Regions from separate parts of the Homo sapiens genome. Here regions 1 and 3 are each linked to region 2. Evidence: chromatin contacts called from ENCODE Hi-C or POLR2A ChIA-PET data. All regions are on one chromosome and are shown on one strand. Each heading gives the region's core, a stretch centred on a gene start or an enhancer-like site at or near the end of the contact. The rest is flanking DNA. Distances are from core to core; before and after follow the strand shown.

The links. Hi-C counts contacts between places; a loop is a spot of excess contacts on that map. ChIA-PET counts read pairs that join two places held with the same protein, here RNA polymerase II (POLR2A). Pooled maps may share reads with other maps.
Region 1: a map with no recorded cell type shows a loop between it and region 2 (4-fold over the local background). The contact joins two enhancer-like sites. A Hi-C loop is called at or near these places in 10 of 37 single-sample maps with no recorded cell type and 9 of 50 pooled maps.
Region 3: a loop to region 2 is called in a pooled map, with 3 times the contacts of the local background. The contact joins two enhancer-like sites. A Hi-C loop is called at or near these places in 5 of 37 single-sample maps with no recorded cell type and 4 of 50 pooled maps. POLR2A ChIA-PET finds 5 or more read pairs at or near these places in 1 of 52 experiments (activated T-cell).

What each region holds. Positions count from the first base shown.
Region 1 is chr9:113,515,123-113,518,660 of GRCh38, reverse strand. RGS3 (regulator of G protein signaling 3) reads right to left here. Exons shown (of 23, transcript NM_001394167.1): 14 at 1,037-1,120. Among named protein-coding and RNA genes, the nearest start is that of RGS3, 53 kb to the right of the region's middle. RefSeq lists enhancers at 196-485, 887-1,016, 1,177-1,426. Within about 2 kb of position 1,385, at least 10 of the 41 ENCODE cell types and tissues checked have a DNase peak (open chromatin) inside an H3K27ac peak, as active enhancers do.
Region 2 is chr9:114,689,420-114,693,449 of GRCh38, reverse strand. No RefSeq gene overlaps it. Among named protein-coding and RNA genes, the nearest start is that of TEX48, 9.2 kb to the right of the region's middle. RefSeq lists a silencer at 2,156-2,205 and an enhancer at 1,679-2,878. Within about 2 kb of position 2,294, at least 5 of the 41 ENCODE cell types and tissues checked have a DNase peak (open chromatin) inside an H3K27ac peak, as active enhancers do.
Region 3 is chr9:113,567,405-113,571,106 of GRCh38, reverse strand. All of the region lies in intron 17 of RGS3 (regulator of G protein signaling 3), which reads right to left. Among named protein-coding and RNA genes, the nearest start is that of RGS3, 110 kb to the right of the region's middle. Within about 2 kb of position 2,031, at least 7 of the 41 ENCODE cell types and tissues checked have a DNase peak (open chromatin) inside an H3K27ac peak, as active enhancers do.

The DNA of each region.
Region 1 (3,538 bases), core at 136-2,635, 1.2 Mb after region 2:
GTCCCCCAGGGCACTCCCTTGAAAAAGATAATGTACATTTGGAATAGATGAGTTCCAGTCCAGTCTGCTTACTTAAAAAACAAACCAACCTCCTGCTTCAGCCACAGTCACACATAGTGTCCCAGAAGGCTGAGGTTTAAAGCGTCCTTACAGACCAACCTCTGACCCTGCCCTTACTGCCTCAAATACACACATACCTACTGCTCAGATGGAAAGACTGAGGAAGAAGGAAGAAATCACATGTGAGCCAGCAGCAGACCTGGGTCTCGATACAAACTTCCTGTCTCCAAGTTTCCTGATCTTTCCACTACCCCAAGCTGCCACTCGACTCAGCCAAGGCAGCTCTACATTGGGGCCTGATCTGCAAAGAGCCTGCTACCCTCACCCCATGGCCCCAGGTAGCCAGGGCAGAGCCCAGGGCTCCAACTTCTGTACCCAAGTAGTTTAAGCTCAGAGACTGAACTGACCAGCTCTGGGGTTGTGTAGATGAATGAAGTTCTCCCAATTAGAGAAAAGCATCCCAGGCCAGCTCCCAGGAAGGGTGACACAGGTCCCATGTCAGCACCCCACAGGCAGAGCTACAACCCAGGCGAAATCATAGACTCGTCTCTCAGAAGAGGACATGGGATTTGGGTTAAAACAGGCCCAGAAAACTCAGGTAAACTGATGCTGGTCTAAAAATTCACTTTGGCTAATAGCTTTACTCTTCCTGCCACCAAAGTCACTCCCCACAGCCAGGGTAAATTGCCATCTCTTCTGCTCCTGAGAGGAAGGTGGGATAAACAATGGGGTGTCTTTAGGGGCTGGGGAAACTTTCTAACCATCAAAGAAGGATTCGACAGCTTTTGAAAGGAGATGTACAAGAAAAAGCTGGGTAGCCTTTGCTAGGGAGAGTGGCGGGGTCCTTCTCAGGTCTCCCCTACCCTGAGAATGTACAATTCTAAGATACTCAGGAAGAGACCAAAGTGAGGGGCCTGGAGAATGCCAATGAAGCCCACCCAGAAAGCCCCCTAAAAAATGCAGGTGAAAGTCTTACCTCGGCAGCCTTGTTCCTCCCTTCATACAGCAGCAGCTCCTCTGACAGCAGGAGGGTCCGGGCAGGATTACAGAGATCTAGAGGCTGGAAATAAAGCAGGCTGAGTGGGCAGTTCAAAAAGAGGCTGGGTGAGGACCCGGGGGGAGGAAGCAGCAGCTTGTCAAAGCCAGCCACAGAGAACCCTCTGACCCAGAGAAGACTGTCAGCCCGCCACCGACCCGAGAACCCACACACCCCCTCATACATAAGATGGAAACAGAAAGAGAGACGCTGCTGTCCTGTGGAACTGTTGCTGCCACCTTCCCCATCAACCCTCACCGTGAGAGCTACACTCATTGACAGGAAGTCTAACCACAGGCTTAGGCCCTCTGCAGTCCTCAGCCCCAGCTCTCACCCCCCACTGCACTGGGCTCCTGGGCCCTCCCAGCCCCCGCCATCCCCCATCTATCCTGTTCATGCCTCACAGGACCAAGAGGCATCCTGAGAGCCACATGCCAAGAGATTTGGTCACTTGAGTCCCTTCAAAGCCAGGCCAGTCCCTGCTCTGCACTCATAGCACACTTGAACTGTCTCCTTCTCAGGCAATCCCCCAAGGGTCAATTATCACCCAAACCTCTCACCCTACTCCCTCACCTTGCCCAGCCCAGCCCAGAGGAAGCTCCCTAAGCTCTGGATTACCCAGCAGGACTTGTCCTTATGACTGTATATTTCTAATATGGCTTCTAAGTACATGACATCAAGCAAGGTGCTTAAAGAAAGATCATGAAACAAATAGCAAGCTGGACCTGAAATCCCAGCTACTTGGGAGGCTGAGGTGGAAGGATCATTTGAGGCCAGGAGCTTGAGGTTACAGTGAGCTGTGATCATACCACTGCACTCCAGCCTGGGGGACACAGCGAGAGACTGTCTCTTAAATAGAAGTAGTTTCTTATACAAATATTAAAATGAACATGAAAATTAGACACAGGCCGCATGTGGTGGCTCATGCCTGTAATCCCAGCACTTTGGAAGGCCGAGGCGGGTGGATCACCTGAGGTCAGGAGTTCGAGACCAGCCTGGCCAACATGGTAAAACCCCGTCTCTACTAAAAATACAAAAAACTAGCCAGGCATGGTCGTGGGCACCTGTAATCCCAGCTACTTGGGAGGCTAAGGCAGGAGAATTGCTTGAACCTGGGAGGTGGAGGTTGCAGTGAGCCGAGATCGCACCCTTGCACTCCGGCCTGGGCAAAAAGAGTGAAACTCCATCTCAAAAAAAAAAAAAGAAAAAGAAAGAAAATTAGACATTGTAGATGCCAAGAACTTTGTGTCACATGCTAAGAAAGAGAAGAGACCCACAGAAAGGCTAAGGCCAGGCCCTGCTGACAGAGCTGTCTAAGGGGAGGCGTGTGAGCTCCCAGAGATGTGTTGCATCCTAACAAAGTGTGCCTACTGGACAGTGACAGGCTCAGACTGGGATGCCAGGGAGACCAGAGAGGCACAGGCAGAAATGAAGCCCGTGGGGCCAAGTCATGTCTATGCTGCTGATAAGACGATAAACCATTAGAATCTTCCTGCAAAGCAATTTGTCAATATGTGTAAAGAGCCTTTAAAATGTTTATGACCCATGACCCAGTCATTTCCCTTTCAGCAATCTCTCCCAAGGAAAATAATCAGAGAGGCAATCCATGCGCAAGGATTTTCATCACAGGGTTATTTACAATAGCAAAAGAGTAGACAGAAGTATCTGAATACAGAACTGGTTAAATAAATACAGTATACCCATATAAAAGAAGAGTGGGCAACCACCGTAAAACACAGAGCATTTAGTGGTGTGGGAAAGGTTCATGCTACAATTTTCCTTTTAAAAAGGCAACATGATATAAAATATAGAATAAGGTCTGTTTTTTAATGTGCATATGCACACAGAAAAGATGCTGAAATGTTCACACTATCATATCTGGGTGATGGAATAAATAAAGATTTTTAGGTTTTTGTTTTGTTTCTTTTTTTTTTGAGACAGAGTCTCACTCTGTCTCCCAGGCTGGAGTGCAGTGGTGTGATCTCGGCTCACTGCAACCTCCACCCCCCAGGTTCAAGCGATTCTCCTGCCTCAGCCTCCCGAATAGCTGGGATTACAGGCGCCTGCCACCGCACCCAGCTAATTTTTTTGTATTTTTAGTAGAGATGGGGTTTTTATCTTGACCAGGCTGGTCTTGAACTCCTGACCTCAAGTGATCCACCACCTAGGCCTCCCAAAGTGCTGGGATTACAGGCGTGAGCCACCACACCTGGCCCAATAAAGGTTATTTTTAAAGAGAAGGAGAGATAAATGGGGAGGAAAAGGGGGAAGAAGAAGAGGCTGGAGTGCAGGGTTATGATCACAGCTCATTGTAACCTCGAACTCCTGGCCTCAAACGATCCTTCCATCTCAGCCTCCCAAGTAGCTGGGATTTCAGGCCCAGCTTGCTGTTTGTTTCATTATCTTTCTTCAAGCACTTTGTTTGACGTTGGAGAATAAGAG
Region 2 (4,030 bases), core at 1,045-3,544:
TCATCAAATTACATAGCCCATATGTGTACTTTATAAAGAGGAAAGAAACCTTTACTCAGAGTGTAATTACAGCTTTCTAAAAGTCCTATAAATCTTTATAGTTCTGCAATGAAAGAAACTTCCCACTTTATATTTGATAAATCAGACTTACGTAATTTACAACTCAAGAATCCTCTTACTTTTACTCTAAACCTCAAGTGTACTTATCTCTCCCCTTGAGGAAAAAAAAAATTCAAAATAGCACTGAAGCCCAGGGCCCTCAGAATGCTCTATCTGCCACAAAATTCACGACTGTCCTGAATTTTGTAAGAAATGCATGAATTATAACAACAAAACAGCAACATTAGGTATTGAGTGTTTACTCTGTGCTTAAAACTTTGAGTTCAATGTTTCAATGCATCCTCAAAAAGCCATTAGGCATTACCATGCCACTTACAGGCATGGACACTGAAGCTCAGAGAAGCCACATAAGTCATCTAAGGTCACACAGCTAACATACGGTGAGCTGGGATTTCATCTTAGATAGTTGTCTCCACAGCAAAGCACTTGGCACAGTGTCTTACACATAGTTAATGTCACAAATGTTACTATTATGCTTACTTTCCTTAAAATGATTTCTGCCAGTCAGGCACAGTGGCTAACGCCTGTAATCCCAGCAGTTTGGGAGGCCGAACGGGCGGATCTCTTGAGGTCAGGAGTTTGAGACCAGCCTGAACAACATGGTGAAACCCTGTCTCTACTAAAAATACAAAAAGTAGCCAGACGTGGTGGCAGGCACCTGTAATCCCAGCTACTCAGGAGGCTGAGGCAGTAGAATCACTTGAACCCCAAGGGTGGAGGTTGCAGTGAGCCAAGATAACATCACTGAGCTTCAGTCTGGGCGACAGGAGACTCAGGCTCAAAAATCAATCAATCAATCAATCAATAAAATGATTCCTGCATATATTTGGGCAAGGTGGTCCCACAGATTCCTTAACCCACAGTGTCTAGATGATTTTCATTGGCAAACCCATAATTTTTCCTGTAAGTTTCCCACATCCCTGCCAAAGCCAGAAGATTTGTCTTATTTTATTGGTTTCTGAGAATGTTGATTTCACTTTTTAGGGTTTCATCAGAACAATCTTAAGAAATAATCTCCTCTGGCCAAGCGCAGCAGCTCAAGCCTATAATCCCAGCACTTTGGGAGGCTGAGGTGGGAGAATTGCTTGAGTCCCAGAGTTAGAGACCAGCCTAGGCACCATAGTGAGACTCCACCTCTACAAAAAATAGAAAAAATTAGCCCAGTGTGCTGGTGCATGCCTTTAGTTCCAGCTACCCAGGAGGCTGAGGTGGGAGGACCACTTGAGCCAGGGAAGAAGAGACTGCAGTGAGCCATAATAGTGCCACTGCACTTCAGCCTAGGCAACTGAGCAATACCCTGTCTCAAAACAAACAAAAGAAAAAAAAAATTTCTTCCATATCTCTGAAAATTAGCACACTGTCTTGAAATCAGTTATAAGGCTCAGTATAGAATCATCATGAAGAAGCTTTTGAGCTTCATGAGCACAAAAGCATAGAGAGGTGGGTGGCTACCGAAAGACAGCACAGTGTGTCATCGGGGAAGGCACAGAAGTCTTTCCAAGATACAGCACACCATGCAGTTCAAAATGTAACTTCATACATGCCAGCTCTTTTTGCCCTGAGCAAGGTGGGAATTGTGGGTGTCATTTTAAAGATGAGCAAATGAGACTCAGAGAAGGAAAGTGATTTGCCCTGCATGGGAAAGGCAGAAGTCTGAATCCAACTAGGGGTGGGTAGTATGTTTGGCCATGGACATTCCAGATGACTTGGTGACAAGAAAGCATGTGTGGAAGGAAAGGGAAGCCATATTGACTCTGAATCACATGCTGCCCTACACTGCGGCGGCTCCTTCCTCCTTCTCTTCCAAAAGGGAAGCACAAAACACAGCACCAAGAGGAATGCCCACCAAGTGCTCCTGAGAGATGACCTGCACTGTAACACTGTTCCTTGGGCCATCTATTGGGGGAGAGAGCCTTAGAAAGGGACGGGCACCACCTCTTCGGAACCTAAGCCCTTTCCAATGCTGCCCAAGAAGCCTCAGAGTGATGCTCTCTAGCTTCGCTCCACAGCAAATAATGGCACTGTGAAGTTTCACTGTAATAAAGAGATGATTCAGTGATTACTCAGAGAAACCATAGAATTTCAGAGATGCGCTCCTTAACCACAAACGTGTACAGCGATGCCAGCTTCATCTCCCTGCTGCAGCCTTCGCATTTGGGGTCAGATCTGAGTAATAAATGACATCTTAAATGACTGGTGACAGTGTTCACTCTTCCTTCCTCCCCAGCCCCACCACACTCAGAACTCAGCCACTGTGGCAAAATTTTAATACAAAGCCTTCAACAAGAGCAGTGAAACTTGTCTTCTCTCCATTTTCTCACAAGCCTCAAACTGATACTGGAAATTTTTTTCTCTGTCTCCAGTGTAATCGAAAAATATATTTTTATTAAGCAGAAATCCAAAAGTCAAGCCTATTTTTAGAATGGGAAATTACATTACAGAGGATGATTTTTTTTCCAAAAGGTTTATAAGTATCAATTATGTATGAGCCACAGAAGGGTTTTGTTTGTGACAATCACCTTGGGGCTTTGAAGAGAGCTTAGGTGCTAGGATTCTTGGAAATCAAGAATCTGAAGTAGTTTGAAAGAATAAACCAAATTTCCAGCTCAGAAACCATGGACAAGTGACGAGTTTACATCCACAATGATGCCCTCCCACAGCTTCTTAGGAGGGAAACAAAAAACCATCCCATAACTTTTAGTATATAGGTCATGGATACAATGGCTGTGATAGTTAATTGTATAAGTCAACTTGACAGGATCATGAAATGTTCAGCTATCTGGTTAAACATTATTTCTGGGTATGTCTGGAACAGATCAGCCTTTGAATCAGTGGACTAAGTAAACTGGTTTGCCCTCCTCAATGGGGGTGGGCAGCATCCAATCTGTTGGAGGCCTGAACAGAACAAAAAGGCAGAGGAAGGGAGGAGTCAACTTCTCCCTGCCTGACTGCCTTAACTTGGACATCCACCTTCACCTGCCCTCAGCACTTACAGTCCTCAGGCCTTCGGACTCAACGCGGGATTGTACACCATTGGCTTTCCAGCTTGTAGATGATAAGACATACATATAGATGGAGACAGAAAGAGAGAGAGGTCGAGAGAGAGAGACTGAAAGAGGGAGGGAGGGGAGGGAGGGGGAGGGAGAGGGAGGGAGAGAGACGGAGAGAGACAGAGAGAGACGGAGAGAGACAGAGAGAGACAGACAGAGAGAAAGAGAAACAGAGAGAGACAGAGAGACAGAGAAACAGAGAGACAGAGACAGAGAGACAGACAGACAGAGAGACAGAGACACAGACAGACAGAGACACTGAAAGAGAGAGACAGAGAGAGAGAGACACCGAGAGAGAGAGAGACACCGAGAGAGAGACACCGAGAGAGAGACACCAAGAGAGACACGGAGAGAGAGAGAAAGAGAGAGGAAAGCAGGATCCTAGTGGTTCCGTTTTTTGGAGAACCCTAACACAAGGATGTATCTCAAAAGAGGTTTTCTAAACCCCATTTATTCACATATCACTGTGACTCTATTACCTCTACTCTTATTTCCTTAATATTTTTCTTTAAACCATATTATTCTTTTACATTAAAACAAAGGTACATACCACTACCATAAATAGAAAAGATCAACACAAAAATAAACATAACAAAAACAAAACAATGAGCTTAACTTCTAGCCTGATGCCATCACCTGCCAAAGACTCAGAGCCTGCCTGCTGTTCTCTTTTTATTGTGAGGGAGGTCAGCAACTGTTTGGAGGCATTACTGAGGGGGTAGCATCCAGCTAAATTTAGGTAATTGAAAGGACTAAAAAGGGAGTCATTCCTTCATGATGTGAACCAGTGCTATAGAATGTCATGTCCATGTTTGGCCTTAAATTTCCCCACTTCTCATCAGGGGACTGGGCCCCACACT
Region 3 (3,702 bases), core at 782-3,281, 1.1 Mb after region 2:
CACAGAGCAACAAGAATAAACAAAATAAAGCTTGATACAATATTATTGATGAATCTTGCCATCAAAATGCTGATCAAAAGAAGTCAGCATGAAATAATATGTACCCAATGATTCCATTTACACAAAATTCAAGGATAGGCTACGCTCATCGATGAGAGAAGTCAGGACAAGGGCCGGGTGCAGTGACTCATGCCTGTAATCCCAGCACTTTGGGAGGCTGAGGAGGGCGGATCACCTGAGGTCAGGAGTTCGAGACCAGCCAGGCCAACATAGTGAAACCTGTCTCTACTAAAAATACAAAAATTAGCCGGGCATGGTGGCACGCGCCGGTAATCCCAGCTACTCAGGAGGCTGAGGCAGGAGAATCACTTGAACCTGGGAGATGGAGGTTGCAGTGCACTGCACCCCAGCCTGGGCAACAGAGCGAGACTCTGCCTCAAAAAAAAAAAGAAGTCAGGACGGGGTTACCTTTGAGGTCATAGTAACTAAAAGAGGGTTATTTGTGGGGATTCCTAGGGTACCAGAATGTTCTATTTCTTGACCTGGATGGGGGTACGCTTTGTGGAAAATTCATTGGCTGTATTCTTCTAATTTTTCTGGAAGTATGCTGCACTTCAATTTAAAAGGTTTATTTTAAAAACAAATAAAACCCCTCATCCCAGTGTCTCCTCTTCTGCTCCCTGGGCTGAGGCTCACTGCTTCTCGGTGAGCTCCTTGCTTTGTACACATCTCTGATTGCGCATTCCAACTGTTTCCCTCCAGCAAAACGCTGCCGCGCTGCCTCCTGAATGCCTGCTCAGTGTCAGATCCACGCCAAGCACCTCACCTACATCGCTGCATTTAATAACAGCCACCTATGAGATGGGCGCTAGTGGCACTCCCACTGCTATCAGGACACAGAATCCATTCACATGAAACATGTCTAAGTGCTTTACAGCTATTATCTCATTTAACTCGAGGAGGCTAGACCACTGCTTGAGGACATGAAGGCAGGAGAAGCTCCATTCTTGTCCAAGAGCACAAGACTGTAAGGTAGGAGAGATCCTTCCCTCAAGTCCAGAGCCCATATTCCTATACAACCTCCCTAGACAAGGAGGAGCATGTGGCTGGACACACAAAAGCAATTTCCATGGATAGGCGGGAAACATGTCTACACCTCTGAGGGGTGGATAGACTGGGATGGAGACCTGCTCTTCAATGGGCAAGCATCTGTACAATCACATGCAGCTTCACCTCTTGTAGGAAGCTTTGCTGAGGCTCCCAGGCTGAACTGAGTGCTTCCCTGGGGAGTCCCACAGCACCCCCCTCCCCACCCCATGCCTCTCCATTAAAGCTGTGTTGTTACTGTCCATTACCTGAACATCCTGGCACTAGATTAAAGATTGGGCCTTTTAGATCTATGCCACTAGTAATTTGTAAGTACATGGCACACAGTAGGTGCTTAACACACATGGAAGGAAGGAGGGAAGGAAGGAAGGAAGGAAGGAAGGAAGGAAGGAAGGAAGGAAGGAAGGAAGGAAGGAAGGAAAGAAGGAAAGACACGGAAGGGAGACAGGCAGAGAGGACAGTACAGAGCTGCTGCTATTTGAATCAACTGGGAACTGCAGGAAGTGAGGTCTGAGAAGTGAAGATTTCATGGCCTGGCTGAACATTGCTTCCAACCCTTGACTTGAGGGGTGGCATAGCCATGCCACCTCCCATTCCACAGTCCTTCTCCTGGCTGCCTTCGGCCTGCTGTCAAGGTTCCTGCCAGCCATGTGGTCCCCAGAGGCACTGCCAAGACCTTTCTCTGCCTCTCTCCTTGTTCCCTTACCCTCTGCCACCCTTCCCTGAGTCCCCGAGCTCTGCTATTTGCCCAAGGCTAACCCCAGTAAGAGGTAACTGAGGACACCACAGAGAGCCCTGGCTATGTGGCGAAAAGCATGCCCAGTTCCAAATACACACCCCCCTTTCTAAGTTGGGAGCCGCTGACAGTTCTCCGGCAGCAGCCTGAGCCACGGTACCAGGTGCAAGCGGGCTGGCCCATGGAGGGCAGGGAGAGGGGAGAAGCCCTGGGCCATCTGGAGCATACCTGGCAGCTATCCACACATCTCGAGTGATGACTTAGGCCCACTGCCAGAAGGAAGAGCATGTCCTGGGACCCTCTTCCCTCTCATCTGTGCCCGGAAGCTCTGATCTCCCAAGAGGCTTATGGCTCTAGCACACCTCCCACCATCCTGCCCCCATCCCCACTCCAATCCTGGAAGCCAGGGTACAGCTGGTTGTGCAGGGGCAGGCAGCACTCCCTGAGGCTGAGCCTGGCTGGTCTGCTGTGAGTGGCTCCAGCTTCTCCAGGCTTAGGGGGCTGAGCCATAAGCAGCCTTGTTTATTCCTGGGAGGAATGATGGTTTTCCCTAAGCAATGACATCTTGGAAACTGCCTGGCTCCACAAACAACAACAAACCTCCCAGCTTCGGCTTGGGCTGCAGCTTGCATGCGAAGGCTCCTGCCCAGAGGCGCCTGGGGAACAGGCTGGGGGCTGCTTCTCTGCTGCACCAAGCCCTGGCCCTGACCATTGACTTTTGGAAGCCAGGAAGAGGAGACGGCCTGCAAAGAATCAGAGAACTGGATATTTGGAAGGCACCTGGCAGTACTTGGTCCAGTCCCTAGTTGCTACAAAGGAGAAACTGAGGTGAGAAACAAGGCATATTTGCCTGAAATCATCAGTAAGAAGGGACGAGAAGGTGCCGCAGTCTCCAGCCCACCGACCAAGGGGCTTTGTCTATTGCACATGCTGCTTTTCCCAGAGGATAGCAGGGCTCTAGTCAGTGAGCCCGAAGGTCCAAAAGGGACATGTCACTGGTGAGTCCAGAAAGAGAGCCCCAAGATGAAACCTGGATACTCTGAGACATCCAGTTGGTGCAGTACAGAGAGGCCTGGGCAGGGGAACCTGAGTTCTTGTCCCTGATTTCCTGCTGAGTCGCATGTCACCTCAGGCAAGTGTCCTTCCTCTCCTGCCTCAGTTCTCTATCTATCTATCTATAGTTTGGTGCAAAAGTAATTGCGGTTTTACATTACTCTTAATGGCAAAAACCGCAGTTGCTTTTACACCAACCTAATAGAAGGCAAAGAGACTGCCATCTCCAGGGCCTTAAGAGGCCAATGGGAAGCAGCTCTCAAGGCCCCCAGGGACCCAGCTGGGGATAGGCACTCTCTCTTCAGCTGTGCCTCTTCTGAGGGAGCCACACAGACCACTGGCTTGAGGATCAATAACCCCAGACCTACTCTGGTTGGCACCATCCCAAGAGGGTCCAGGGAGCTGAGCTCCAATCCCCTGTAGTCTGTGCAAAGGTCCTTCAGCATTGCATTTCAACAAGCCAGGGCTATCCCCTCCACCCTCCATGGCCCAGGCTATGCTGTGAATTCCACCTAGCCCAGCATGACCCCTGAGTGGATTCTCCCTATGGTCTCCGCCAGGATGAAGCCAAAATTCTCCCCGCCTCACCTCCTATCAAACCCAGCCCCATCCCTTGGCCCTATGGATGCAACTTTGACATTCAGAGCCTAGGCCTCTCCTAAAGGGGCTCCCCGACAGGCCCTCTATGCCAGGCACAGAGCTAGGAGATGGGCGGACACAGCTGACTTGCATGTCACTGTTTGTCCTCAAAGAAAACCTGCCCTAGCCAGGACAATGCAACGCCCCTCTCCAACCATGCCCCAGGC